Linked DNA regions of Homo sapiens: regions 2, 3 and 4 are each linked to region 1. The links are chromatin contacts, found by Hi-C or POLR2A ChIA-PET in ENCODE. All regions are on one chromosome and are shown on one strand. The core of a region is the stretch at or near the end of the contact, and the rest is flanking DNA. Distances in the headings are between cores, read along the strand shown.

Region 1 (6,963 bases), core at 3,495-5,994:
TTTCAGTGCTTCAGTTTTCTTATCTGGAACATGGGAATGATAGGAGTACCTACCCTCCTTAGGACTGTTGAAGATTCAATGTGTTAAAAAATGTAAAGCAATCTGTGAAATGTTAAAAATATATTATCTAACACTGTTACTCCCTTTGGGAGGTAAATGATCAGACACCTCCTTGACTAATCTGAAACTTCTAATATAATGCTGACCATACAGAAAACTCTCAGTTAAGGAAACTTACAATATTATGGGAAAGGGTTAACATTTATAATACACAAAGAGCTCCTGCAAATCAATTAGAAGGATGAATTTGGTTTTACTCTTTTGATTTTGTGTAAAGACTTGCAAGATCATTTCATCTCACCCTCTCAGGTAAGAAAACTGAGGTCTAGAAATATTTTCCTAAGGTCATGTAGTAAATCAGTGGCCAAGTCAGGAATAGAACACTAGGGACCTAATTTCTCCCAGGCCAGGGCTTTTCTTTAATTAATCAAACAAGCCTGATCTAAGAATGTGGTCTTACAGGTTAGCTCAGAACCTCTAGAGTCTCAGAACTAGACTTTGTAAGAGATACAACTCTTTTAATTCTAATAAATTTCCTAACTGGTATAAATCTGTTAATATTAATAATCTTAATTATAACCCTTTCCCTGTATGTTTTCCATTGCCCACAAAGCAACAACATATTCCTTATCTTATTTGATCCTTGCAAACATCCTTGTTAGCCTTACAGGGAAACTGAGGTCTGGGGAGGGGAAGTGGCATGTTCAAGGTAATCTAGCTGGTCACATGAACATCTCTTTTATGTTTACAATTTTGTCCTCATGGCCCTGCCAACAGGCAGAAGGATAATTTTAGCAGCAGGAAATCTGAGATAAGAAGCTGGCAGGCTTTTGACAAAGTCTTAAAGGGTAAACCTGGGGTCCAGGCTTGAAAGCCTAACTTAAAATTGCCTGGAATTAGCTATGAGATTCCTCACTACTGTTACCAATTCTGATCCCAGAAGCAGGAGACCAAAACAAGCTTTATGGAAAGACCTCAGCTTGGCACTCAAGACTTTTCAATCAAGCTTCAGCCTATCTGTCCAGCCATATCTCTCCTTAGATCATCCTTAAACTGCACTGGCTGACTCACTGGGCCCCAAAATACATGGTGTATTTTCCTGTTTTTTGGCCTTTGCTCAGCCTGAAATGCCATTTTCCTCCTTCTATTCCCAACAAAATCTGATCCACTTTTCAAGGTCTGGTTTGATGTTCACTTCCTCTGGGAAGTGACCCCTGTATCCTTGGGACAGGCCTTGTATTTGGTTCTTATATTGCCCACATGCTCCTATCTGAGCAAGTATCCACCAGTATTTTCCTGGTCTGCTTCCCCACTAGACTGTGAACTCCTTGAGTATGGAGACTAGATCTCAGTGATCTGTAATTTGTGTTTCCAGTGTCCAACTCAGGCCCTGGCACAGAGGACAGAGAAGACACTTGCTTATTGTGTTTGTGCAGTCTACATCTCTCTGCCCTAGATGAGATGAACTTGTGGACAACTAATCCTAGTTCAACAAGGTAAATATTATAACAGAGAGCTGTGCAGGGAATTGGATGGGAGAACTAATTTGTCTGAGGTAGGAGGTGGCATCCAGAAAGGTTTCTCTACCTTGAATGGGACAGAAACAGATAAAAGAATGAAGTCCTCTCTGAAAAGGGCCAATGAACTCGTGGCAGAGAAAGGGTTCAGTCAGTACCAGATTCTCATTCAAGATCAAGCTCTGACCTGCAGCTCTTGGTCTAAAATTCTAAAATGGGGCTATCTCTAGGGAAGAAAAGATTACAATGTGATTTCCCAAGGCCCCCAGATCCTGACCCCATACCCCTCCCAAAGTATAGGGCATGTGTATCGGGGGAGAATACCATGTAAAGCAGCATATGACAGTGCTGATGGATAATAAAGTCACGAATGGGGTCTCCCTATTGGTAGCTCTCAGACTGTTTGGGTATGAATGCATTTGTGGAGAGTGAAGGTGTGAGGGGAGATCGACCACACACTTACAAGCTAGGTGCATGTATATGAGTGTCAGGCCTTCTGTGACAGCAGCCTAGGATCCCCTTCCTTCTCACCCACTGTCCTGGCCCACCATCTCTCCACTATTTTCGGCCTCATGCCTGGGCCCCAAACCTCACTGAATCCTAGTCATGGAAGTGGCTCTCCACAGACTATAGTCGCACAGCAGCTGGAGGGTTTTGGGTGGGATTGCTTGTGGAGCCTATAGAAAAAGCAAGATGACTACTCTTAGAGCGAGGAAGTCCTGAAATGTCTCCAAAGAGCTTTGGTTTCTGCCTTTCCACTCTTCTTGATCGTGACAGCCCTCTGAGGAACGTTGGCTAGAGACTTTGATTTCCATTTTACTGAGGAAGCTACTGATGCCCAGAGAAGCAAGAGAGCTTGTTCAAAGCGCCACAGCAAATCAACCCTACTTTACACATCAGTGGGGAGGTAAGAGCTATAATCTCAATCACTCAGTTCATTCAAAACCAGACTTGACCAAGTTAGAGAGACTTTCACAGGTGCTAGTGAATTGCCCTGGGGGCCAGTGTCCCATAAAGGCCAGAATGGACTTTTAAAAATATACAGACAGATAAATAGGTTACATATAGATATAATCTTTTCCCCCACTTTCCCATGCCCTTTAATGCACACGACAACCAACCATCTATGCAAAGAAAACTTTCCAGAGGGCCTGAAGAATGGATGTGGATTTGTGCAACTCCTGCCTACTTTCCCTTCTTTCTCACCTACCTTTTATTCTAGAGGTTTTTTCTTCCATCGCTAATTATCCAACACTCGGTTCTCTTGCATTTACAGACCCCCAAGGCAGGTCCAGTGGGTGGCATCAAAGAGGAAGCCTGGAGGTGTTCGTTGGTTCCCTGAGAAGGCTGAGGACGTACCCTTGTTAAGTGGGGGATGTATGTGCTCTGTTGAAATATCAGCTGTTGTAGTTGCCAAAGACGTTCCTGAGCCACCAGAAGCCTTTTCTCTTCAGTCCAACCATGTGTTCACCTTGCCCCAAAGGTCAGAACTAATATTAACAAGCCACTGCAGAATGGGGAAATTAAAACCAGCCATGGAGACAGGCAAGTTCTGGATTTCGCTGGTGCTGAGTTTCAGATCGATCTTCAGTGTAAATGGGCATAATCCCTTACTGGAAAGCAATCTGGCAATATGAAGCAAGAGCAATAAAAATGTTCATTTCCTTTGTCCTAGTTATCGCACTCATGGGAGTCAATCCTGAGTCAATAACTCCCAAAGCATGAAGAAGCTCAGGACATGCAAATTTTTATTTTAATCACAGAGCTATTTTCTGATAGCAACAACTGGTAACCTTTTAAGTCCTCCAGGAGGAAAAGCAGTTTACTGCGTCTTTGCTGTAACCATTGAGGATGATGGCTCTAAGACTTAAATTCTGGGGAACAAATAATTATGCTGCAATTCTGGGTGAGGAACCTAAAGATGCATCGTTATGCTTTTCCCTGGACATTGGGCATATCCATTACTTCTAATTTTTGTGCTCTCAAAAACAAGCCATGAACCTGTCGATGCTCTTGCTATTATCCTTTGTTCATTCATTCACCTGACAAATATCTATTGCTTCCCAACATATGCTGTGTCCAGTATTAGGGGATGGGGCTAACAAGATGAACCAGACATGGTCATTGCTCTCAAGTTGCTGGCATTCTAATGGCAGCAGAAATAGAAGTCAATGATAGCTGTGTATTATAAGTACTGTGACAGAATGGACCATAGGGTGCCGTGGGGCCCCAGAGGAAAAGACTTAACTGGGGAGGTGTGTGGTCAGTAAAAACACTCAGAAAAGTAATTATTGAGCTAATTAAGACAGGGTGTGAATCCTGGCTCTACTACTTCAGTGTAAGAGAGAGTGAACTGTGAGAATGAAATGAATTCATTCGACGTCTCTAACTTAGCCTCCATGTCCCGAACTGGGTTGTCTTGAGAATGAAATGAGATAACATATACAGAAGAGCCATGGATGCATCCGGAGACAATGCTGCTCACGAGCTTACATTTCCTGGGCTTCGATTTCACTTATCTGAGAAACAGAACCAAGAGTAAGGATGTGTCCGGCTACATCCTTCAGAATGTTAAGAGCCAAGACAAAAGCTACAGGGCAGGCTTGAGACAGCCTCCTCCTCCTCCCCTCTGCCCCAATAAAGCCAAAGGCCCTCCTCCTAAGTCTTATCTCAGTGGAGCGACTCTTACTGCTCCCTCCTCCAACCATGAACTTCCCTTTGCCCAGTCCAACGCGAGCACTTAGCGCCAGCTATTCCTGGGGCGCAAGCGCTGCAGCCATCTGTGAACTTAGGTGGGCGGTCCGCCGCACTGAGGGCGGGGCTTTGGCAGCTGAGCAGTTCCGCTCAGGGTTCCGTCGCTTAAAAAGTGGCAAAATGCCGTTTGTAAGTAACCGGACGCACCACTTGGACTTCTGAGTAGAGGAAAAACGCATTGAGACTCAGCTGTCCGAGCGGAAGGAGCGGGAGCCCAACTGGAAACTCCTCTCGCCATTCATTGCCCCTAGGCTTCCGCTTTGCTTCCTTCAGCGTCCACCCAGTTCCTCCTCCCGCCAATGAGAGCTGAGGAAGTTGAAGCCCCCGCCCGACGTGCGTCAGGCGCTTTAGTGGTACGCACGAGAACGCCTGCGCAAACGCGCGCGGGAGGCGGGCCTGGCCAACTTCTGAACAGGAAGCAGTTCGCTCGCGCCTAGGTTGGCGCGGGCTGGGAGGTGTTCCAGCCCTTTAAGATGTTGCGCGTGGTGAGCTGGAACATCAATGGGATTCGGAGACCCCTGCAAGGGGTGGCAAATCAGGAACCCAGCAACTGTGCCGCCGTGGCCGTGGGGCGCATTTTGGACGAGCTGGATGCGGATATCGTCTGTCTCCAGGAAACCAAAGTGACCAGTGAGCGCTCTGGATTCCAGGATCCCTACATACTTTTTCTTTCCCGCTAACTTTTGTCCCCTGTCCCATGTAATTTTACTTTCCCAGTTTCCTATTCTTAGAGTCCTGTCCTTAGACCCAGGTCCCTTCCCTCTTAAACTTCCATTTCCCACCCTAGCTAGATCCCCTAATTGCACTCCATCTCCTGTCTTCAGCAAACTTTAGCTCCTTCTCGAAACCCCATATCTAGTCAGATTCCCACTCATTCTCCGGCCCCAAACTCAGTCCCCTGAATTTCCTCCTTCCATACGCTGTCCATCTCCCCGCCGCCAAGTCAAACCCCCGAATTCTTCATCCCTGCCCCAAGCTCAGATCCTCTAATTCCCACCCCATCTTTGACCCCAGCTCAGTCTAATTTCCTCTTTTTCACATTTCCACCTCAGAACCCCAGTACCCCTTATCTATTCCCATCTCTCCTCCCAGCGGAAAGTCCCTAATTCCCACCTCATTTCCCACCCCAAGCTTAGATGTCCTCTTATTTCTTCACCCTCTTATCTCCCCTCAGAATCCCCTAATTCCTTTTCCCTCCACCCCCAGTTCAGATCCCCTAATTCCCTCTCTCTTACCTCTCACCCTTAGCTCAGATTCCCACCATCCTCTCGTATGTCCATCCCCATCCCCAGCTTCCTCCTATCGTTCAGACCCCCAGGCTTAGCTCTGATTCTTTCCCCTTCCCACCTAATTCTCCACCTCCACTTCATAGTCTCTAACCGCCCCCCACCAAGCCTTCTAATTCTGATATCAATTTCCTCTCTGACATTTCCCATCTTTCTAGGTCCTCCTCTAATCATGGATATTTCATTCCCGTCACCCCCAACTCTGGCTCTGATGTGTGCAAGGAATTAGCCTACAACTGTAATTCCAGGCCTTTGTGTTTCTCGGATGCTAGTTTTACCTCTGACTTAATCTTACATTTTTTTTTTCCAGGGGATGCACTGACAGAGCCCCTGGCTATCGTTGAGGGTTATAACTCCTATTTCAGCTTCAGCCGCAACCGTAGCGGCTATTCTGGTAAATGGGGCTTTCTGTGGACTTTAAATTAGTGAGGGAGGCAGATAGGGGAAAAGGGTTTCCAATATTTGATGAGAGGGTAATAAGAAATCTTAGACATTTAGTTTACAGAGCTAAAGCTGCATAATAGTAAATTACATGAAATATAATTTTTATGGATAGAATTATCCTACTGGACCTCAGAAGTACAGTAGTAGTGTGGTGCTTAATTGTGTGAACTGTGGAGCCAGACAGCCTGGGTTTGAATCATGGCTCATTTCCTAGCTGTGCACCCTCTGGCAAGTTACATTACCTCTTGGTGCCTCAGGTTCCTCAGCTAGAAAATGAGGATAATGTTTACCTTCCGGGGCTGTTACAAGGATTAAATGAATTAATCCATGTGATAATAATAATTGCTAATACGTCTTGAGCACTCACCATGTATCAATGTAAAACACTTAGAACATTCTGTGGCTTTTTTAGATGTAGGAACTGAGACTCCAGGGTTTGAATAAGGTTGCCCAAGAACCACACTTTATGAAGATGACTTAGATGACTTGTGTGGGGACAATTGGAGTGGGACAGGCTGTGCAACAGGCTATTGACTGCCAGGTCTGCTCAGAGTGCCCTGTCTGTTCCCAGGTGTAGCCACCTTCTGTAAGGACAATGCTACCCCAGTGGCTGCTGAAGAAGGCCTGAGTGGCCTGTTTGCCACCCAGAATGGGGATGTTGGTTGCTATGGAAACATGGATGAGTTTACCCAAGAGGAACTCCGGGCTCTGGATAGTGAGGGCAGGGCCCTCCTCACACAGCATAAGATCCGGTAATAGCTCATATCTCCCTGCTACTGAGCACTGCTGGTGCTACTCTTTGAGTGTGAAGATTCTAAGGCTTGCCATGTAAACATACATGCACCGTGGAGAAGTTCCCAAATTTGCCTTTCCTGGTTTAGTCCTGGCTGGGCTACTCAGTG
Region 2 (6,587 bases), core at 3,849-6,348, 1.6 Mb before region 1:
AAAACTAGTCAAACATAACTTTTTGTATAGTCTATATTATATAACTATTGAGAAAAGCCTGGAGCATCGTAATGAAATATTAATATTTCTGAAGTGAAAGGTATGAAAATTCACACCAAGTGTGAATAAAGACTATAAATAGCCTCACACTACTTCAGGTCAGGTTTTGTCATCTATTGAGTTTGGGCTCCAAAGTATGAAAAAACAACCTTATGCTTTTCAGAAGTTTTGGCATTGCAGGATTGTGCCTACAGGCTTGTGAGCCTGCATGCTCCGCTAACCTGGCCTTGTTTGTGTAGTTCTCCCCCTGCTGGAAGGTAAGCCCCATGGCACCAGGGGCTTGTCCAGCTGGTTCACCTAATGCCGAGAACACTGCTTGGCGTGTACAAGACACTTAAAACAAATGTGTGAAATAAATGAATTAATGAATTAATCTTGGAAGAATTTCCAGGCACAGTTTCATGATTCTTTCACCTGCCCAACTCCGGGAACCTTCACCTCCTCTCTACTTTAACCACCTGTCCAGGCCACCTTATTGCACTTGTCATTCCCTGGAATAACCTCCTGCCCTCCCCAGCATCTACACACCATCTTTTCTCTCTCTGACCATGTTCTCGAGTTGTCTTGGATCTCTTCCCCTCTACCGCTTTTTTTTTTTTTTTTGAGATGGAGTCTCCCGCTGCCCAGGCTGGAGTGCAGTGGCGCATCTTGGCTCACTGCAACCTCCGCTTCCTGGGTGCAAGCAATTCTCCTGCCTCAGCTTCCAGAGTAGCTGAAATTACAGGCATGGGCCACCACGCCTGGCTAATTTTTGTATTTTTAGTAGAGATGGGATTTTACCATGTTGGCCAGTCTGGTGTTGAACTCCTGACCTCAGGTGATCCGCCCTGCCTCAGCCTCCCAAAGTGTTGGGATTACAGGCATGAGCCATCGCGCCCAGCCTCAGCTCTATTATTTACTAGCCGAATGACCCTGGACAAGTTACTTAACTGATGTGCCTCAGTTTCCTCTTCTGTAAAATGAGTATAAACAAATGACTATTCGTAGGGTTGTTAGGAATAAATGAGTTAACAACTATGTATTTAAAAAGGACTTGGAACAGTGCTTGGCCTTTAGCAAGAGCTATATAAGTGTTAGCTATGGTTACTCTTCAGAGCAGTGTTTCTCATCCTTTTCTATGCTACGGACACCTATGGGAGTCTGGTGAAGTCTTAGGAACCCCTTCCCAGAATAATGCATGCGTCCTATAAGTAGGATTACAAAAGAAACCAATTATATTGGGGTACAATTTTCAAAATAAAAGGAAACGCACCTGTAATGTAGTAATATATGTGCTTCTTTATTAACACATTAAATAGCAAGCTCTATCAACAGGTCTAGTGACAACCATGATTTTTGAAATAGTGATGTTATTTTGAGAGATATGCAACAACCGTAATAATGAAAATCTGATCTCTCTTAGTGTCAAAGTCACAGGTGCTAATATTACTGCAGTTTGTTACCCACATCCCCTGGAAGGATATGCTATATTTCTGTTAGTAATAGTGAAAATAATGATGCAATTTCCCCTCTATCCAAGTCCATGGGCTCTTTGAATTCTATTCACTGACTCCTCAGGGGTCTTTTGGATTGTGGGTTAAGAACTGTGTTTAGAGGGAGCTCTCTGAACTTCTTCTGGTTCTGAGGGCTGCACAATTAAAAGAACTGTTTTTAGAGCAAACGGAAGCCATTAGTGAATACTTCTCTCTTGCCACCTCCAAAATTGTCTCTACCCACCCACACCATCCTTTCCTTGGGTCTCAGAGATGTCCTGTTTAGGGCTCACCCTTCCACTGGGTTTTGTGTCCCAGCCCCTCCCACTTTCTTGGGGATTTCTGCTACTGAGCATCCTCTCTCTTGATTGCACGCACCTCTGTCTCAAAACCATTAGAAAATAGGGAATAGGGGCTGAGTGCAGTGGTTCACGCCTGTAATCCTAACATTTTGGGAGGCTGAAGCAGCAGGATGTCTTGAGCCCAGGAGTTTGAGACCAGCCTGGGCAACATAGCAAGACCCTGTCTCCACACACACAAAAAAATAGGGAATAAAGTGATGTCAACCTTTACACGCACATACTCAACAGTTTGGATGCATGTCTCATGGGAACCTGAGGGCCAGAGGTGCGCAAAGGGGCCCAGCAAGGACACCAAAACAAGCAACACGCAGCATTGTGTCAAATTAGCCCTGCCAGGAAACAGAGAAGAATAAAGGTGGTCTTTACTCCTGGGTGGTCTTCACTCCTGGGAGATAAAAACCACAAGATAACCCATTTAACTCTTGTGGGCACCTGCAGTTACCTCTGCAAAGACAGAGCTGCACTGGTTCCAGCTGGCTCTGAGGTGACATTGACAAATATAAAGAATCCCAATTATATCATCATCTATGTGAGGGGAAAAGAAGAACCCCAAGTGATGATTATACAGAGCCTGTCATTTCTGAGTGAGCTGGGGCACAATCTGAATGATTGGTTTAAACGCTGAAGGACTGCAGGGGACATGAAAATTACTGTGGCGAGCGTTTGAGAGGATGCTGAGGACGCATGTTGGCTGAGTGTTTGCCACTTGAATAAATGGGGCTGATGTCTGAATGAACCTGAAGGATGACAGCCTCAGGTTATGGTGACTTTACCGTTGCCTAAATCAACTGTAATTTTTCAGGCTTTGTGTAATCAGACCTTTCTGGCTGCATTTGACATATTCATCACTTGCTCTTCCTAGAAACTCCCACTTGGCTTCCAGGAAGCCTGACTCTCCTGGTTTCTTGTACTCCCCTGATTGTTCTTTTGTCTCTTCCCTGGGTTCTTTTTCTTCTGCCCCCTCTCTGGGGAGCTTATCCATCTCCTGGTTTCAATACTCCCTCTCTGCTGAGGACTTCCCAGTCTCTACTTTGAGCTCATCTTCTCCACTGAACTTCAGAATCATATAGCAAATAATTTGCTGGCCCTCTACACCAGATGCCCTAAATTAAACTCAATCATTGCCCCCTAAAACTGCTGTATCTCAATTGGTTGCAGTACTAACTTCCCAGACACCCAAGCCAGATCCTGGGACTCACGCCCTCTTCACCCCATCTAAGCAACTGCCAAGTCCTGCTGATTTAACTCCTACATACTTTTTGGATCTGGCACCTCCTCCCACCTACTTTCCTATTATCACCATCCAAAATCTCTTGCCTGTACAATTGCAACTGGTCAGACTCCACTATTGTTGCTCTTAAAAGGATCATCCAAGAAACCAGCAGAAGCCTCTTCCTAAAACCCAATTTTTATTGTTACCCACTTGCTTTCAAACCCCTTCAGTGCCCCCTCTTCACTTTTTTTTTTTTTTGGAGGGAATCTTGCTCTGTCGCCCAGGCTGGAGTGCAGTGGCACAATCTCGGCTTACTGCAGCCTCCACCTCCCAGGTTCAAGCCATTCTCATGCCTCAGCCTCCCGAGTAGCTGGGACTACAGGCGCCCACCACCACACCCGGCTAATTTTTGTATTTTTAGTAGAGACAGGGTTTCACCATGTTGGCCAGGCTGGTTTCGAACTCATGACCTCAGGTGATCTGCCCACCTCGGCCTCCCAAAGTGCTGAGATTACAGGCGTGAGCCACCGCGCCCGGCCCCCACCTCCTCACTTTTAAGGCTTTCCATAATCCGATGGCTGCTGGCTAACTTCGGCCTCTATAACACGACACTTTCCAGTAACAACACACTACTTGATACCCCCACAGTAGTGTTGCCAGATGAGGTATAGGATGCTCAGTAATTCAATTTGAATTTCAGATAAAGATGAATTTTTTTTTTTTGAGACAGAATCTTGCTCCGTCACTCAGGCTGGAGTGCAGTGGCACGATCTCAGCTCACTGCAACCTCTGCCTCCTGGATTCAAGCAATTCTCCTGCCTCAGCCTCCCTAGTAGCTGGGACTACAGGCGCCCACCACCACCCTCGGCTAATTTTTGTATTTTTAGTAGAGACGAGGTTTCATCATGTTGGTCAGGCTGGTCTCGAACTCCTGACCTCAGATGATCCACCCACCTCGACCTCCCAAAGTACTAGGTGTGAGTCACTGTGCCCGGCCGAATAATTTTTTCATATAAGTAACCCCATGCAATCTTTGGGACATGCTTATATTGTAAAACTATTTGTTATTTATCTGAAATTCAGACTTGTGGGCACCCTGTATTTTTATTTGCTAAATGTGGCAACCCTACCCCACAGATAACCCCCAGGATGGTGCGATGCCCTTTCTGAGGGTCCCACAGCTCTGAACCAACACTTACCCACCTGAGAGACTGAGGATCTATTCTGATCTCTGTATTCTTGCTACGCAACACAGAGAGCCTGGCATAGAACAGATGGCAGTGTTTGCTAAGTGAATGAATGCATATGTGTGACATAGCAATAAACCTGTATCTTCCGGTGGAATCAGTAAGTGTTGTGATCAGTATACGGTGTCAGTTCCGCTTATATCCACCTTCCTTTCACAGTCTTGGAAAAATCACCTCATGGTTTACACATCCCCCCCAGCAGGTGAGCTAGAAAGCCAGGAGTCATCTGTAGACTTAGGGAAGCCATTATAGGACCAGTTGGGTTTTCTGTTTTTTATTCAGAGTTGGGAGGAACGGGAGGGAGACGACCATCTTCTGGCGATATGAAAGTCGAGAAAGGCAAACAGGAGGGGAGCAAGAGAGGAAAAGAAGAGGATGTGAAAAGCCCGAAGGAAGGCAGGAGAGCAAGCAGGTAGGAATAAAGGCGAGGAAGCGGGAGCCAGCTGGCACCACAGCGAGGAGTGACAGCCGCCGGCAGCAGGGGCCGGGAGCTGGGAGGAGGGAGGCTCAGGCAAGCCGCGCTGAGCCTTTCTTCTCCTTCCCGGACTCCTCACCACCCATCCTGCTAACCAAGGGCCTCCACCTTGCTCGTCGTCAGAGGCAGACAGCCAGGACTTGGCCCTCTTGGGCTTCCTAGCTCTCCAGCCCGGGAGTTAGACTAGTTTTCCAACTCCCCCGGCCCCAAATCGGGAGGACAATAATGCCTTCCGCTCCGCGCCCGCCAAGGTCGAGTTAGGAAAGACTTGGAACAGAATTAAACGGCTTTGGGGAAGATGAGTCAGCCGGGCGGGGCTGCAGCTGCCAGTGAAACCCCTGCCAGTGTGATTGGGCAACAACCAGAAGTAGGGGGCCCGCGGGGTGGTGGTGCCATCTCTTAAAGGCAGTTTATGTAATAAGTCTTGATCGCGCACCCACTAAAGGGGCGGCTTTGGGGTCAGCCTCAATTTCCTCCACTGTGAAGTGGGAATATGAATACTTGACTTATCCGAAACGAATCATGTCTGCAAGGTGCCTGGGCTATAAAAAGCGGTCAGTCAGTAGTCAGGGTCGTGCTTAGTGCAGTGCCCTCCACCCTAGGCCACTTTCGCCATGTGAGACTGTCCCAAAGGCGGGGATGTGGGGTGCAGTGGGGAGCCCCTGATCGGGCACGGGCAGAAGACAAGTTCTTTTTTTTCTGCCACTTCCAGGTGAGGAAGAAAAGACGCCTGCTCCGGAACCAAGGGTTGGGTGGCGATGTACTGGCCTCACCCGCTTTAAGCAAAGTCACCTTAGATTTACCATGTTTGCTATTCACTCATTCATTTTCTTTATTAGAGGGACTGCTGATTAAACGGAAGGACTTACACTAAGACTCCAGTACGAGGCTGTACTATAGACCTGACCGAGTGAGCATGAGAAGACGAGACCCGGCAGAAGGAGGGCGACAGCGGGCACCGAGATCCACAGGTCCAGAGTCTAGTCGCCACCCACACCCTGTCTTTTGGGAGCGGTGCGCGCCATCTGCGCATGCGCTCCCCATCCCTGCCAGGTCCCCGGCGGGGTCAGCCGGCTGGCTGGTGGAGGTGCTACCCGCGCATGCGTGTCCTGCTCACAAGGCGCTCCCAGTGCGGTTGGAGTGTCTCCAGTGGAGCTGGCAGTTGGGAGGACGGAGGCCCGGCCCATAGCGGGTGGCTGTTAGGAGGTATGGATAAAGGACCTGTGTATCTTGGTGCCCGCTGTCGCCCTCCTTCTCCCGAGGTCTCGTCTTCTCACACTCACTCGGTGTGTGACAGCGACAGGTCACAGAGGGCGGTAAAGTGCGGCGCCCTTGGGGCGGTTTCGTCTGGCGCGGAGTAGAGGTGGCCGGCAGTTGTGGTTGCTCCTTTCACCTGGACTCACCTGTGTGGTCCCCTGGCAGGGACTAAAAACCAGAAGACGGAGGGGAGTGAATGTGTTTGACTCGGAGGAAACCCCTCTTGAGCCTGCCCTCACATCCTTACAAGGGACCCAGTCTGAGGTCCAGTCGTCCCCAAACCATCTACTCCCCCACCACCCCCTTCCCTGACTAAAGGCTAAATTTGGGCGGTAACCACGCCCTACCCTATCCCCTTGGAGTCCTTCAGTCAGCTCCAAAGGCCCACCCCACATTCTGGGGGCCTCTGAGTCAAAAAGGAGGGTCCATTGGGCAGGGTGGAGTTGAGGAACCTGCTGTGGAGATGTCTCTGGCCTGGGGAAACCACTGCTTCCTCATCTG
Region 3 (7,031 bases), core at 2,659-5,158, 1.7 Mb after region 1:
CATATCTACCCAGAGGAAAAGTCATTATACGAAAAAGATACTTGCATATGCAAGTGTATAGCAGCACAATTCACAATTGCAAAACTATGGAACCAGCCCAAATGCCCATCACACGAGAGGATAACAAAATTGTTATACATATATATATATATGTGTGTGTGTGTGTGTAACAATATTGTTATATTGTTATATATACATATAACAATATTGTTATATTGTTATATATACATATAACAATATTGTTATATTGTTATATATACATATAACAATATTGTTATATTGTTATATATACATATAACAATATTGTTATATTGTTATATATACATATAACAATATTGTTATATTGTTATATATACATATAACAATATATGTATATATACATATATAACATATATACACATATATACACATATACACATATATACACATATATATAACATATATACATATATACACATATACACATATATGTATATACACATATACACATATATGTATATATACACATATATGTACATATATGTGTGTACATATATGTGTATATATACATATACACATATATGGGTATATAGACACATATGCATATATATATTTATACATATATACATATATATGTATAAATATATACATATATATGTATAAACATATACACATATATGTATAAATATATACACTATAACAATATTGTTATATATATGTATAACAAAATTGTTATATATATGTATAACAATATATGTATAACAATATATGTTATATATATAACAATATATGTATTGTTATATATATATAACAATATATGTATTGTTATATATATATAACAATATTGTTATATATATATGTATGTGTGTGTGTGTGTGTGTGTGTATATATATATATATGATTGAATACTACTCAGCCTTAAAAACAAACGAATTAATGGCATTTGCAGCAACCTGGACGGAACTGGACAGTATTATTCTAAGTGAAATAACTCAGGAATGGAAAACAAAGCATCGTATGTTTTCACTCATAAGTGGGATCTAAGATATGAGGACGCAAAGGCATCAGAATGATAAAATAGACTTTGAGGACTCAGGGAACGGGTGGGAGGGGCATGAGGGATAAAAGACTACAAACTGGGTTCAGTGTATACTGCTCGAGTGATGGGTGCACCAAAATCTCACGAATCACCACTAAAGCACTTACTCATGTAGCTAAATACCACCTGTTCCCCAAAAAACCTATAGAAATAAAAAAATTTAAAAATTAAGAAAATTTTAAAAAGAAAAGCTAATTTTCAAAAGAAATCAAATTAATCACCCAACTTCTCAATTTAAAAAACTAAATGAAAACCATTTACTATCACTCAGAGGTGGGTTTAGTTTTATTTTCTATTGTCATCTTTTGATCATTGTAAATTATGAGAGTTGGATCTGTAGCACTTCTCAAATTGGCCTCTATGTTCCTCCAACCTAACAGTGCCCTCTTCTGGCTTCATGATTCACATTCAGCTGGTTCACTGATGTTGAAAAAAAAAAGATGATGGAAAAAAAACCTGTTTTGAAACCTGGAATAATAAAGGCTTTAGATCTCCGTTTTAATATAATGAAAACAAACAAAATTCCAGTTGCAAGTATAATGGTGGTTTCCAGCAGCTGGAAGGAGGGTAAAATGGAGAGTTGTTTGATAGGTATGGAAAAGTTCTCGAGATTGGTTGTACAACAATGAGAATATACTTTACCTTATTGAACTGTACACTTAAAAAATGTTAAGATGGTAAAGTTTATGTTATGTATGCTTTACCACAAAGCATATAAACAAATAAATAAATAAATCTAATTGTGGTATAAATAGTCAATGTTGATAGAAGCAACTCTAAGTTGGGACTGTTTTCACCTCAAGTCAAATGTTTACCGTAAATTAAACCTAGCTGGAGTTGATAAAATTTTTAATTCCTGTTACTTTACTAACGAGGCACATATTTCTCTTAATTTGCTAAAACTATAGCTATAGAACGACTTAACTGCAACTCTTAATGTCTTTAGTCGTGAAGATTTAGAGACCTATGTAAAAAGACTGTGAAATTGTTACTTCATTTACTTGAATAAATAATAAAATATTCTTCAGTTTCTAAAAATAAAGACTCCAAAGTTTGACTTGTATATCTGAGTGGAAGGCATAACATTTCACTGAGATGAAAGAAAAAAAAAACTAGGAAAGGAGCAAATTTGGTGGATTAAGGATAGACCAATGGTTCTCAACTGGGGACAATTGTGTACCCGAGGGGACATCTGGCAATGTTTGGAAATCTTTTTGGTTATCACAACTTGAGGAGTAGGGAGTAGTACTGGCATATAGTTGGTAGAGGCTTAGCTTAGGACATTGCTAAACGGTAAACTCTGGCAACCACTACAAAGATTGATTTGGCCTCAAATGTCAATAGCACCAAGATTGAGAAACTCTGGGTTAGAATCTTCTTCGCTGACTTTGACCACTCTTTCTCAGCCTTTGCAGCAGACTTCTTTTCTTCTATCTGTCTCTAATTACTCAATATTCTGTTTTTAGCTCAATTATTTTTCCTTTAGATTTTCTCTTGGGGATATAATCCATTCCCTTGTCTTTAACTATCACCTCTATGTTGCTGTCTCCCACATCAGTATGTCTAGTTCCAACTACTCTTCTAGCTCTAAAATATTGCCTCTCTCAATGCCTCCCTCACATCTTTTCATTAAGCTACAGCTACATCTGACTTTTCTGTCTTTATTAGTAGCATTTGGCACAAAACCACGGGGTCATTTATTTCCCAAATATTTACTGAGTACCTAATTTGTGTAAAGGGCTGTGCTGGTTACTTGGAGGAAGGTAGAAGGGTGGAGATAAGAGATAGTTATAGTAGTAAATGCTTTACATGTATTATCCCTGGTTATGGAAACACCTTTGCAAGGAAAAAATTATGGCCTAGAAACCAAAGTTCCAAGAATTTAAATAATTACTCAAAGAGCTCAGAGCTTGTAAACAGCAGAGTTTAACAGGCACTTCTACTCTGGCATTAAGGACTAAGCTCTCTCCATTTAAAAAAACAAAAAACAAACAAAAAGCACTGAGAACAAAGCTGAAGAAGTGTGATCTAGTTTGTCCATAGCTAAAGGGAGATGGATGTGTAGGCTATTTTAATAATGAAGGTCTAAGAAGTTCCAGAAGCCTTTTCTTCTGAGACACGTGGTACTTTCTTCTGGTTACCATAAATCATAGAATATAACATATCATCACTAGTAAGATGGGTCATTATTTTCCATACCTACAAGAAAGAAAAAAAAAAGCTGCCAACTAAAGTATAGTGTACCATCAATTGTTAGGTCGCAGAGATTTCCTAGATATTCAAATTTGGGGAAAAACATAATAAGCCTTCAAAAATTACAAATTTGCTTAAAAAATAAAGAAAAAATGATCTTAGATTCTATGACATACGGTGAATTCATTTTCCACATTCAATTTCCATGGTTTGTGCTAGTGTGCTATTCTGCACTCTAGTCAACTTACATGTTTGCATATTGCTTTTTAAATGTTTGTAGCTAGTTTCACAGCTCTGTGATGTGCATCTGCAGCTGGCTTGTAAAGCTCTTCAATAATTTATTTGGTTACCGCCCACCCCCGCGTCCCTCCCACACATATAAGCCATTCAGAGTTTACCACTTAAAGGTAAACTTGAATTTCTTCTCATCTTAAAATTGCATAAATTATATTAAATTCTCAATAAATTTATTTACATTTAGTGGGGGTGGGGCGCGATGGAAAAACACTATATTAAATAACGACATCGGTTTTTAACACCCATCCTAATAGAAACATTAAAATAGAATGGGGTAGGGAGGAGGGGTGGAGGCGGAGAAGGGATGTACGTCTCAGGATACAGGAAATACGGTAAGAGCGAAACAGGAGGAAGCCAGCTCTGTGCCTGGAGGGGACTCGCCGCCATCTCAGGTCTCTTGGCTTTGCCAGGGCCCACCGGAGAAAACTGACGACCCGTTTCTGTAATCCTTATGGGAGACCAACCTTGTGCCTCCGGGAGATCCACTCTCCCACCTGGAAACGCACGGGAAGCCAAGCCTCCAAAAAAGCGCTGCCTCCTCGCTCCGCGTTGGGATTATCCGGAAGGAACTCCCAACGGAGGTAGTACCACTCTACCCTCCGCACCTCCTCCTGCATCAGCCGGCCTGAAGTCGCACCCTCCTCCTCCGGAGAAGTAGAGAAATAAATTTCTCCCACCCTAAACCAGGTCAGATTCTTTCTCATCTAGGACATCTAGGCTCTTTGAAACTTATTTATGCATTCTCACAAATTTCCTTCCCCTTTTCCCTGTTCTTTCCATGATTTCAAAATAGAAAAAATAACATGCAGGGATTAAGCAGCTCTTTCACAAAATATGCTTGAATGAAATGATGGATATTTAACGACATTAAATAATTATTTGTAATATTTTAGATGAAATAATTGTAGTTATATTTTCTAAGAAATAGACTTGAATCTTTTGATTTGCTTGAAAGTAAGTCATTGGTGCCAAGGTGGAGGGAAAGTGTAATAAAAATGCTCATGAGTTGATAATTTAAAGCTGGGTGATGTATATGTAGGGATTTATTATATTATTCTCTCTACTTTTGCGTGCATTGGAAAATTTTTTTGTTAAAAAAAAAAAGGCTGGTTCAAGGCCAATAAAAAGCATCTGTTGAAGGCCAGCCTTCAGAAGTGTATGTCTTTCTCTGTGTAAGGCAGGAGAGTTGAATTTTTTTTTTTAAAGCTACAATGTGATAGTCAAATCCAAGTGCCATAATGTTTGCTTGTTCAAGGTATTCAGGAAGGGTGGAGGATGGACCAAGTCACTGCCTGGTAGTAATCATGAGCCATCAAAAAGGAGGAGTAGGGGGGCGGACGCGGTGGCTCACGCCTATTATCCTAGCACTTTGGGATGCCGAGGTGAGCAGATCAGGTCAGGAGTTCGAGACCAGCGTGGCCAACACGGTGAAACCCCGTCTCTACTAAAGTTACAAAAATTAGCCAGGCGTGATGGTGGACGCCTGTAATCTCAGCAACTCGGGAGGCTAAGGCAGGACAATCATTTGAACCTGGAAGGCAGAGGTTGCAGTGAGCCGAGATCGCGCCATTGCTCTCCAGCCTGGGCGACAATAGCAAAAAACTACGTCTCAAAAAAAAAAAAAAAAAAAAAAAAAAAAAAAAAGGAAGGAGGAACTTTGGGTGGGCCTTAAAGGTTGAGTGACATCTGCCATGTGGAGGGGCAGGGAATGCTTTTCAGGCCGAGGGTTTCCAGAGAAAAGGCAGAATTCTTCTGGAAACAGCTTGGCTATAATTTTGAATCTACAAGAAGGACTAGGAGGTGAAGATAAAGTGCTTCAGGGCCTTAAATGTTATGCTGAGCATATACTTCATTCCAATATCCATCAAGTGCTACTATTTGTATTTTAAGATTCCTATTCTTACTATCAGAAAAGGAATCTCTGATATTTAGATGAACTTTATAGAATGCAAATTATAAAACTGAATCTGACCCAAGTTTTATAGATCCTTTTAATTCAAAGGAGAGAAGCATCTTTTCTTCATTCGTGCAGTAAACCTTTATGAAGCCCTTGCAATGGGTAGGAATTATTCTGAGAGCTGTAGGGGATGGATGGCCAAGGCATAGTGCCTAGTACATAATAGGAGTGAAACAGATATTTCAATAAATAAATCAATGAATGATGGGACAACTTTGGCGACCAAAAAAGTTTTAGACATTGGGTTTGGTGGTAATGCATAGAAAAAAAAAAATAGAAATCTATTTTACTTGAAAGCATCTCCCTGTCATTCCATACAGTTTTACTTCTCACATGTTTACCTCTATTCAAAGGGGTAGTGGAGTGGAAGGTTGCAGGGAGTAGGGAGAAAATTGCTCAGATAGAAAACAAAAGAGCAGCCGGGCGCAGTGGCTCACGCCTGTAATCCCAGCACTTTGTGCCGCTGAGGTGGGCAGATCACCTAAGGTCAGGAGTTCGAGACCAGCCTGGCCAATATGGCGAAACCCCATCTCTACTAAAAGTAAAAAAAAAAAAAAAAAAAATAGCCGGTCATGGTGTTGTGTGCCTATAATCCCAGCTACTCGGGACGCTGAATTAGGAGAATCGCTTGAATCCAGGAGGCAGAGATTGCAGTGAGCCGAGATCATGCCACTGCACTCCAGCCTGGGCGACAGACCGGGACTCGGTGTAAAAAATAAATAAATAAATAATTTTAAAAAATAAAAAGGAAAAAGAAAAGAAAACAAAAGAACAAAACAATAAGTGCAGTAGCTACATAATTTCCCCTCCAAGTGATTCAAATCACTGATAATTGTAATAATAGCCAATATTTACTGAAGATTTATGTGCCAATTTTCTAAAGGGCTTTGCATGTTATAATTTATTTAATCACAACTCTACTAGAGAAGTTTGTATAGACCAAGGGAAGTTGTATGACTTGCCACAAGTTACACAGCAAGAAGTAGCTGAGCTGAGCTTTGAACCCAGAACACCTGATTCCAGAGTTTATGCTCTAAACTTCTATATAATACATCCCTTCTAATACTATGTATACAACTGTTTTATAGGAATAAATCATTGAAATAGAGGTATGGGAAGGATAATGATTTGAGGAGACCAAGGGACAAAGAGATGGACAAAAACAGAAAAAATGATGCCACAATATTTTTTACTATTTTTCAGTCTTTGAGTGATTGCAGTATGACTCCATTTCCCTGGTGCATTCATATAATAGTTCACCTGGTGAAAACAATGAAGATTATTTACAATGCTACCCTGCTTTTTCTGGTGTCCTGAACCTGGAAGTTGTGCTTTTTAAGGTAATCTCTTTACCAAAAATTATTAAGAGGAGGAAGAGAAAAAAAAGAGTTGGTTTTGACACATTAAAAAGTAGCCAAACAAAACTCAAAAAGATAGCAGCAAATGATAAAATTGAAACTATATTCTACATTATATGAAAACATATTCATAATAATAGTGTAATCT
Region 4 (7,202 bases), core at 2,696-5,195, 1.8 Mb after region 1:
GTCCTTCTTTGTCTCTTTTGATCTTTGTTCATGTAAACTCTGTTTTATCAGAGACTAGGATTGCAACCCCTGCTTTTTTTGGCTTTCCATTTGCTTGGTAAGTATTCCTCCATCTCTTTTGTTGAGCCTGTGTGTGTCTTTGCATGTGGGATGGGTCTCCTGAATACAGCACACCAATGGGTCCTAACTCTTTATCCAATTTGCCAGTCTGTGCTTTTAATTGGGGCATTTAGCCCATTTACATTTAAGGTTAATATTGTTATGTGTGCATTTAATCCTGTCGTTATGATGCTAGCTGGTTTTTTTGCCTGTTAGTTGATGCAGTTTCTTCATCATGTTGACAGTCTTTACAATTTAGTATGTTTTTGCAGTGGCTGGTACTGGTTGATCCTTCCATGTTTAGTGCTTCCTTCAGGAGCTCTTGTAAGGCAGGCCTGGTGGTGACAAAACCTCTCAGCATTTGCTTGTCTGTAAAGGATTTTATTTCTCCTTTGCCTATGAAACTTAGTTTGGCTGAATATGAAATTCTGGGTTGAAGATTCTTTTCTTTAAGAATGTTGAATATTGGCCCCCACTCTTTTCTGGCTTGTAGGGTTTCTCCCGAGAGACCTGCTGTTAGTCTGATTGGCTTCCCTTGTAACCCAACCTTTCTCTCTGTCTGCCCTTAATATTTTTTCCTTCATTTCAACCTTGGTGAATCTGACAATTATGTGTCTTGGGGTTGCTCTTCTCGAGGAGTATGTTTGTGGTGTTTTCTGTATTTCCTGAATTTCAATGTTGGCCTGCCTTGCTAGATTGGGGAAGTTCTCCTGGATAATATCATGAAGAGTCTTTTCCAACTTGGTTCCATTCTCCCTGTCACTTTCACGTACACCAATCAAATGTAGTTTTGGTCTTTCCACATAGTCCCATATTTCTTGGAGGTTTTGCTCATTTCTTGTTACTCTTTTTTCTCTAATCTTGTCTTCTTGCTTTATTTTATTGAGTTGATCTTCAATCTCTGATATCCTTTCTTCTGCTTGATCCATTCAGCTATTGATACCTGTGTATGCTTCACGAAGTTCTTGTGCTGTGTTTTTCAGCTCCATCAGGTCATTTATCTTCCTCTCTAAACTGGTTATTCTAGTTAGCAATTCATCTAACCTTTTTTCAAGGTTCTTAGCTTCCTTGCATTGGGTTAGAACATGTTCCTTTAGCTTGGAGGAGTTTGTTATTACTCACCTTTTCAAGGCTACTTCTGTTAATTTTTCCAACTCATTCTCTGTCCAGTTTTGTTCCTTTGCTGGTGAGGAGTTATGATCCTTTGGAGGAGAAAAAGTGTTCGGTTTTTGGAATTTTCAACCTTTTTGTGCTGGTTTCTCCCCATCTTCATGGATTTATCTACCTTTGGTCTTTGAAGTTGGTGACCATCAGCTGAGGTCTCTGATTGGATGTTCTTTCTGTTGATGTTGATACTATTCCTTTCTGTTTGTTAGTTTTTCTTCTAACAGTCTGGCTCCTCTGCTGCAGGTCTGCTGGAGTTTTGCTGGAGGTCCACTCCAGACCCTGTTTGCCTGGGTATCACTAGCGGAGGCTGCAGACCAGCAAAGATTGCTGCCTGTTCTTTCCTCTGGAACCTTTGTCCCAGAGAGACACCTGCCAGATGCCAGCCAGAGCTCTTCTGTATGAGGTATCTGTCAGTTCCTACTGGGAGGTGTCTCCCAGTCAGGATACATGAGTGTCAGGGATTCACTTGAGGAGGCAGTCTGTCCCTTATCAGAGCTCAAACGCTGTGGTGGGAGATCTGCTGCTCTATTCAGAGGTACCAGGCAGGGACGTTTAAATCTGCTGAAGCTGCACCCCCAACTGTTCCTTCCCCCAGGTGCTCTGTCACAAGGAGGTGGGGGTTTTATCTATAAGTCCCTGACTGGAACTGCTGCCTTTTTTTCAGAGATGCCCTGTGCAGAGAGGAGGGGATCTGGAGAGGCAGGTTGGCCACAGTGGCCTTGCTGAGCTGCGGTGGGCTCCACCCAGTTCGAACTTTCCAGCAGCTTTGTTTACACTGTAAGGGTAAAACTGCCTACTTAAGCCTCAGCAATGGCATATGCCACTCCCCCCACCAAGCTCCAGGGTCCCAGGTCAAGCTCAGAGTGGTGTGCTAGCAGCAAGAATTTCAAGCCAGTAGATCTTAGCTTGCTGGGCTCCATGGGGTTGGGACCCGCCGAGCCAGACCGGTTGGCCCCCTGGCTTCAGCCTCCTTTCCAAGGGAGTGAATGGTTTTGTCTGGCTGGACTTCTGAGTGCCACTGAGGCATGAAAAAAAAACAACTTTTGTGGCTAGCTTGGTGTCTGCCCAAACGGCCACCCAGTTTTGTGCTAGAAACCCAGGGCCCTGGTGGCATGGGCACTGGAGTGAATCTCCTGGTCTGCGGGTTGTGAAGACCATGGGAAAAGTGCAGTGTCTGTGCTGGAGTGCATGGTATAGTCCCTAATGGCTTCCCTTGGCTAGGAGAGGGAGTTCCCTGACACCTTGCACTTTCTTGGTGAGGTGACACCCCTACCCTGCTTTGGCTGACCCTCCTTGGGCTGCACCCACTATCCAACCAGTCCCAGTGAGATGAACCTGGTACCTCAGTTTGAAATGCAGAAATCACCCATCTTCTGCATCGATCTCGCTGGGAGCTGCAGACTGGAACTGCTCCTATTCCACCATCTTGCCAGCTTCCCACTTTTTTTTATCTTCACTGTCTTTACTTTTAGTCCACTTGTGGTTTGGGGAGGGTCGGGTGGGCACAGGCACATCATTAGGGAGAACATGCTTACTTTTCCTAAGAAAATTAGATGGATCCTGGCTGACCCCTGAAGTGCATAATCAGAATCCCCCTCCTCTTTCTGCCCTCCCTATTGCCATAGGTGGCTGATTACCTCTTTTTCTTGGTGTCCGGTTTCTCCCCATTTTTCATCTCTCCTCCCATTTCCAGAGTCCTTCCCTCCCTTGGCCTTATGTACTAGGGACTTGATGGCCCCTTGAAGTGTGCTGATGATATTCAGAGGGCAAGATTTTGCCTGTACCTTTGTTCTCTTTTGCTCCTGCAAGGCTACTTGTGGATCAGAGCCCTTGATCCCACTCAGAAAGGACCCCATCAATGAGAAGCTTTTCAGTGGTGTGTCCTTTCACCCGGACGTCACTCATATCTCTTTGTCACTTGTTGTGTATGTCACCACGCAGTGATACACCCCTGAACTAGATCTTTCAGGACAGCTTTGGTGACACGAAGCTGCCACTTGTTGTTGTTCTTTTTCTCCTCTTTCTTTCTTCTTCTTCTTCCTTTTTCCTTTCACTTTCAGCTCTCTGCGGGACAAATGTTCTATCGAGACTGCTTCTTCTGCTCATTGGTGATGGGTGTGTCCCCTTGCAGCACCAGGCCTGGAAGGAGGCTTCACTTTCATTTTTAAAGAAGCAGAGATGAAAGTCACCAGTTCAGTTTCTCTGGTGAACAATGAGAACACTTGGACACAGGGTGGGGAACATCACACACCGGGGCCTGTCTTGCTGTGAGGGGAGGGGGAGGGATAGCATTAGAGATATACCTAATGTGAATGATGAGTTAATGGGTGCAGAACACCAACATGGCACATGTATACATATGTAACAAACCTGCACATTGTGCACATGTACCCTAGAACTTAAAGTATATATATAAAACACCACCCAGGAGTTACTTTTAAGTGAAATGTCATCGTGAATTCATGGATTTCCCAGTACCTCTTGGCTCGCTGTTTGTCCCCATTCTTTTTGTGGACTCTGTAAATGTCCAATCCTGAGCCAGTGGGAGCCTTGGCAAGTTGTGTCCTGTTGCCTTTCTTTCCAGCCCAGCCATGTGAACACAACAGCGATCCACATTTCAGTGTGTACAGGCAGGCTGTCTCTGCCACGTGCCCATTTTCCCACTCTCACTCACACAGGCAGATGCCCACAGACCACAGACACACCCACACACGCACTCAGAAGGGACTCCACACCCCAAAACATAATCACAAACACACAAGCAGAGAAACACACAAGAAACTTGACACGGGCACAAGGGTGTGGGCCCAAGTGTTCCCCCACACAGACATGTACGCACATGCACCCCCACAGGCATAACACTGCCCACAAACTCTCCCATACAGGCTCTGAATCACCACTTGCGATGGGCATGCTTTTTTGTCTCCAGGCCTGGGTCATCATGCCATTGATTGGGTAACTTGGGCGTTCCTTTGAGAATGAATGCAGGAAGTCTGTTATCAGATAGGCCCCAGCAGTTGGTGTGAAACTGGAGCTTTCTTGGTCAAACTGCTTAAAAACTTACACTCGGAAAGGATCCCATCATCACAAAGCTTCTTGGTTGTGTGTTTTTTCACGGGGATGTCACTGGTGTCTCTTTGCCACTCCCGTTCATTGTCATTGCTTCTTCTCAGTCTGATTCTTTTGTCTTTTTTTTTGTTTTTCATTTTTTATTTTCACTGCTTTACATTATTTTTAACATAATTGGTATCAGTTTCAGTTTTTTTCTTTTGTGTTTTTCAATTTGTTCTTTTACTTTTTTATTTAGTACTTTCAGATTGTAATTGATTTTTGCATTTTCTTTCTATCAATTTTTCTGGACCGAAGGTAGTCATTTTAGGTGGTGAATTTTTCTTCTTCCCAGTGGTGGATTCATAGTGATATCTTATCTTCTTTTAATTTCATGGTTTTTGAGTCTTTTTTTATTGAGTTGTTTTTGAGTGGTTATTGAATGGCTTTATTGAATGTTATATGAAATATTTTTTCTCCATTTATTTTACTCTGTAACTTTTTTTTTTCGTGGCTTATCAGGGCATTTAAGAAACAGTTTTATTAAAGTTGATTATATATCAATTAGGGATTATTAAGTCATTATTTTAAGAAGATCATTTCTCTTTTGCATCATATGTTTTAATTTTCTTTTGCTTATTGTTTAAGTGACCCAAGTTATGAACCACATTTTTTTTTTTTTTTCTGAGAGGGAGTCTCGCTCTGTTGTCTAGGCTGGTGTGCAGTGGTGTGACCTTGACTCATTGCAACCTCCACCTCCCAGGTTCAACCGATTCTTCTGCCTCAGGCTCCTGAGCAGCTAGGACTACAGGTGCATGCCACCATGCCCAGCTGATTTTTTGGTACTTTTAGTAGAGATGGTGTTTCACCATGTTGGCCCGGATGGCCTCCATCTCTTGACCTCGTGATCTGCTCACCTCGGCCTCCCAAAGTGCTGGGATTACAGACCTGAGCCACCATACCTGGTGAACCACATCTTCTCTTCCGCTGTTCACCTTAGACTCTTGATCATATTTTGGGGTATTTCTTTTTTTTTTTAATTTGATCAAATGTGATAGTAAGAAATGTCATATTTTATGTGTCATTAATAGCTAATAGAGAATATATTTTTGGAATATATATTTAACCTTTACTTCATTCTATAATGCTTTTTACATTTCTGTCATATCTTATACACAATTTTTACTACACTGAGAAATTTATTCTTAAAGTAGTGATAAATCAACTCATTTTAATATAAATTCATGATTTTATAGACTATATGACTTGGCTTAAATAGATCTTTCTGAGAAATCAGGAAAATTTGAAAGCCATCAATAAATTATTTACTCTTTGATAATGAAAATATTTTAATAAAAATGCTAAAAACACTTAATTTTAAACCAAAATACAGTATAGTATCTGGTAAAGAGATTTAAACCTATGTTGCAAAGATGATTAAAATGATTCATACGCAATGACCCTTTATAGAGATTCATTTAAATTAAAATTTATTTTTCTACATCAAAATGAGGAGATCATCATGACTAAGAAATTTTGGATTACTAAATTCTTAAAAAATTGTCCACTTTTAAAATTCTATTAAGGTACAATAAATCAAACATATACTATGTTTTCTTTATCATTTATAGAAATTTAAAGTATGATAACAGGTATTTCTTGTTGAGGTGATTAGCTTGTCTCTCATACATTGGTGTTTGGAGAATTGTTTACTGAAACATTTGAAATGGTAATCCACAAATTGTTTAACTTTTTTATTATACCATCTGAGAATATGTTTGCATATTTGTGAAAACAATTGGAAACTGTCTCAGTTATGTTCATTTTGAGAATTACTATGTTTTGGTGGACACATTTGCTGGAATTTTGTGCAGATATTTTTAAAATATTTAAGTTTATGTGGTTACTATGAGATATTATTAAATAAATAAAACATGTTCGGAGTAATGTGTATAATACAAACTCATTTTTTGTAACAACAAACAGAAAGAGTTACATGTTGGTAAGTATATGTGTCTTTGATTGGTTATGGAAAAAATTATTAGGCATTTATTCCATACTTTTAACATCTTTTAACCTCCACAGATTTAGAATTGTTTTTCTGGAAGAAATTGTTAATCTTCTCTTTTATACATTTCATGTTGTTTTCCTCATTTTAATGCCTTCGTATTATATTTCTAAATATAATTTTCTTTTATAAAACATGCAAATTTTATACGAAGAAAAACAGCATAAGTAAACTTAAAGACTATTTATATACAATGTGGTTCCATTTAAAAGATAGATAATGGATGCCATTAATTCATAGAATATATAATACATTTCTTTATGTTAATACAGAAACAAAGCCTGATAGAAATATAGTCAAAGAACAGGCAATTCATAGGAGACAAAAATATATGGCCAATAATAATAATAAATATAGTTGACTTTAATATTAGGTCATCATATTTGCCACAATCAAAAAAGTCTCCAGAATTCTCAGTTTTAGAAAGGATTTGGTTAAATATCTACTGTCTATAAAATTGTACGTTTCTAAAGTATTTTATCTCTATCGTAATTTTAATGTTTGTAAGTTTTGACTTGTGTTTTATTTGTAGAATATATGGAAATAATTCTACATATCAATAAATTGGCTTGCTTGTAGTAAAAATGTTGCAAGCATATTAAATATCTTTCAACAGAATTTGAACATCTTTCAACAGTTAAAATTATACTGTAACACGATGCAATATTTTGAAGCCATTGAAATATTGAGACTGATCTATTTTTATATTAAAAATTATTAAGACATTTATAAGTGAATAAAAACAAATTGCCGAAGTGTATGCTAGGATGATCTAATTTATATTATAAACTCCAAATCTAAATTATTATATTATTATAAA

Evidence for each region. A loop is a pair of places that touch in the nucleus more often than their neighbours do. ChIA-PET counts read pairs that join two places held with the same protein, here RNA polymerase II (POLR2A). Pooled maps may share reads with other maps.
Region 2: a pooled map shows a loop between it and region 1 (9-fold over the local background). The contact joins the enhancer-like site here to the promoter of APEX2 in region 1. A Hi-C loop is called at or near these places in 1 of 168 maps with a recorded cell type or tissue (CD4-positive, alpha-beta T cell) and 6 of 50 pooled maps.
Region 3: a map with no recorded cell type shows a loop between it and region 1 (14-fold over the local background). The contact joins the promoter of NBDY here to the promoter of APEX2 in region 1. A Hi-C loop is called at or near these places in 2 of 37 single-sample maps with no recorded cell type and 9 of 50 pooled maps. POLR2A ChIA-PET finds 5 or more read pairs at or near these places in 1 of 52 experiments (PC-9).
Region 4: a loop to region 1 is called in a pooled map, with 8 times the contacts of the local background. The contact joins the enhancer-like site here to the promoter of APEX2 in region 1. A Hi-C loop is called at or near these places in 3 of 50 pooled maps.

The regions. Positions count from the first base shown.
Region 1 is chrX:54,995,619-55,002,581 of GRCh38, forward strand. APEX2 (apurinic/apyrimidinic endodeoxyribonuclease 2) reads left to right here and starts at 4,745. Exons shown (of 6, transcript NM_014481.4): 1 at 4,745-4,961; 2 at 5,928-6,011; 3 at 6,633-6,813. The coding sequence starts at 4,805. It also overlaps a transcript of PFKFB1 not described here. RefSeq lists a silencer at 4,626-4,765.
Region 2 is chrX:53,435,878-53,442,464 of GRCh38, forward strand. No RefSeq gene overlaps it. Among named protein-coding and RNA genes, the nearest start is that of HSD17B10, 4.8 kb to the left of the region's middle. Within about 2 kb of position 5,099, at least 25 of the 41 ENCODE cell types and tissues checked have a DNase peak (open chromatin) inside an H3K27ac peak, as active enhancers do.
Region 3 is chrX:56,725,335-56,732,365 of GRCh38, forward strand. It overlaps NBDY (negative regulator of P-body association), which reads left to right and starts at 3,909. Exons shown (of 3, transcript NM_001348129.2): 1 at 3,909-4,255; 2 at 6,729-6,865. The coding sequence starts at 4,020. The coding sequence ends at 4,226. RefSeq lists an enhancer at 3,950-4,029.
Region 4 is chrX:56,809,511-56,816,712 of GRCh38, forward strand. All of the region lies in intron 2 of NBDY (negative regulator of P-body association), which reads left to right. Among named protein-coding and RNA genes, the nearest start is that of NBDY, 84 kb to the left of the region's middle. RefSeq lists an enhancer at 3,070-3,609. Within about 2 kb of position 3,946, at least 13 of the 41 ENCODE cell types and tissues checked have a DNase peak (open chromatin) inside an H3K27ac peak, as active enhancers do.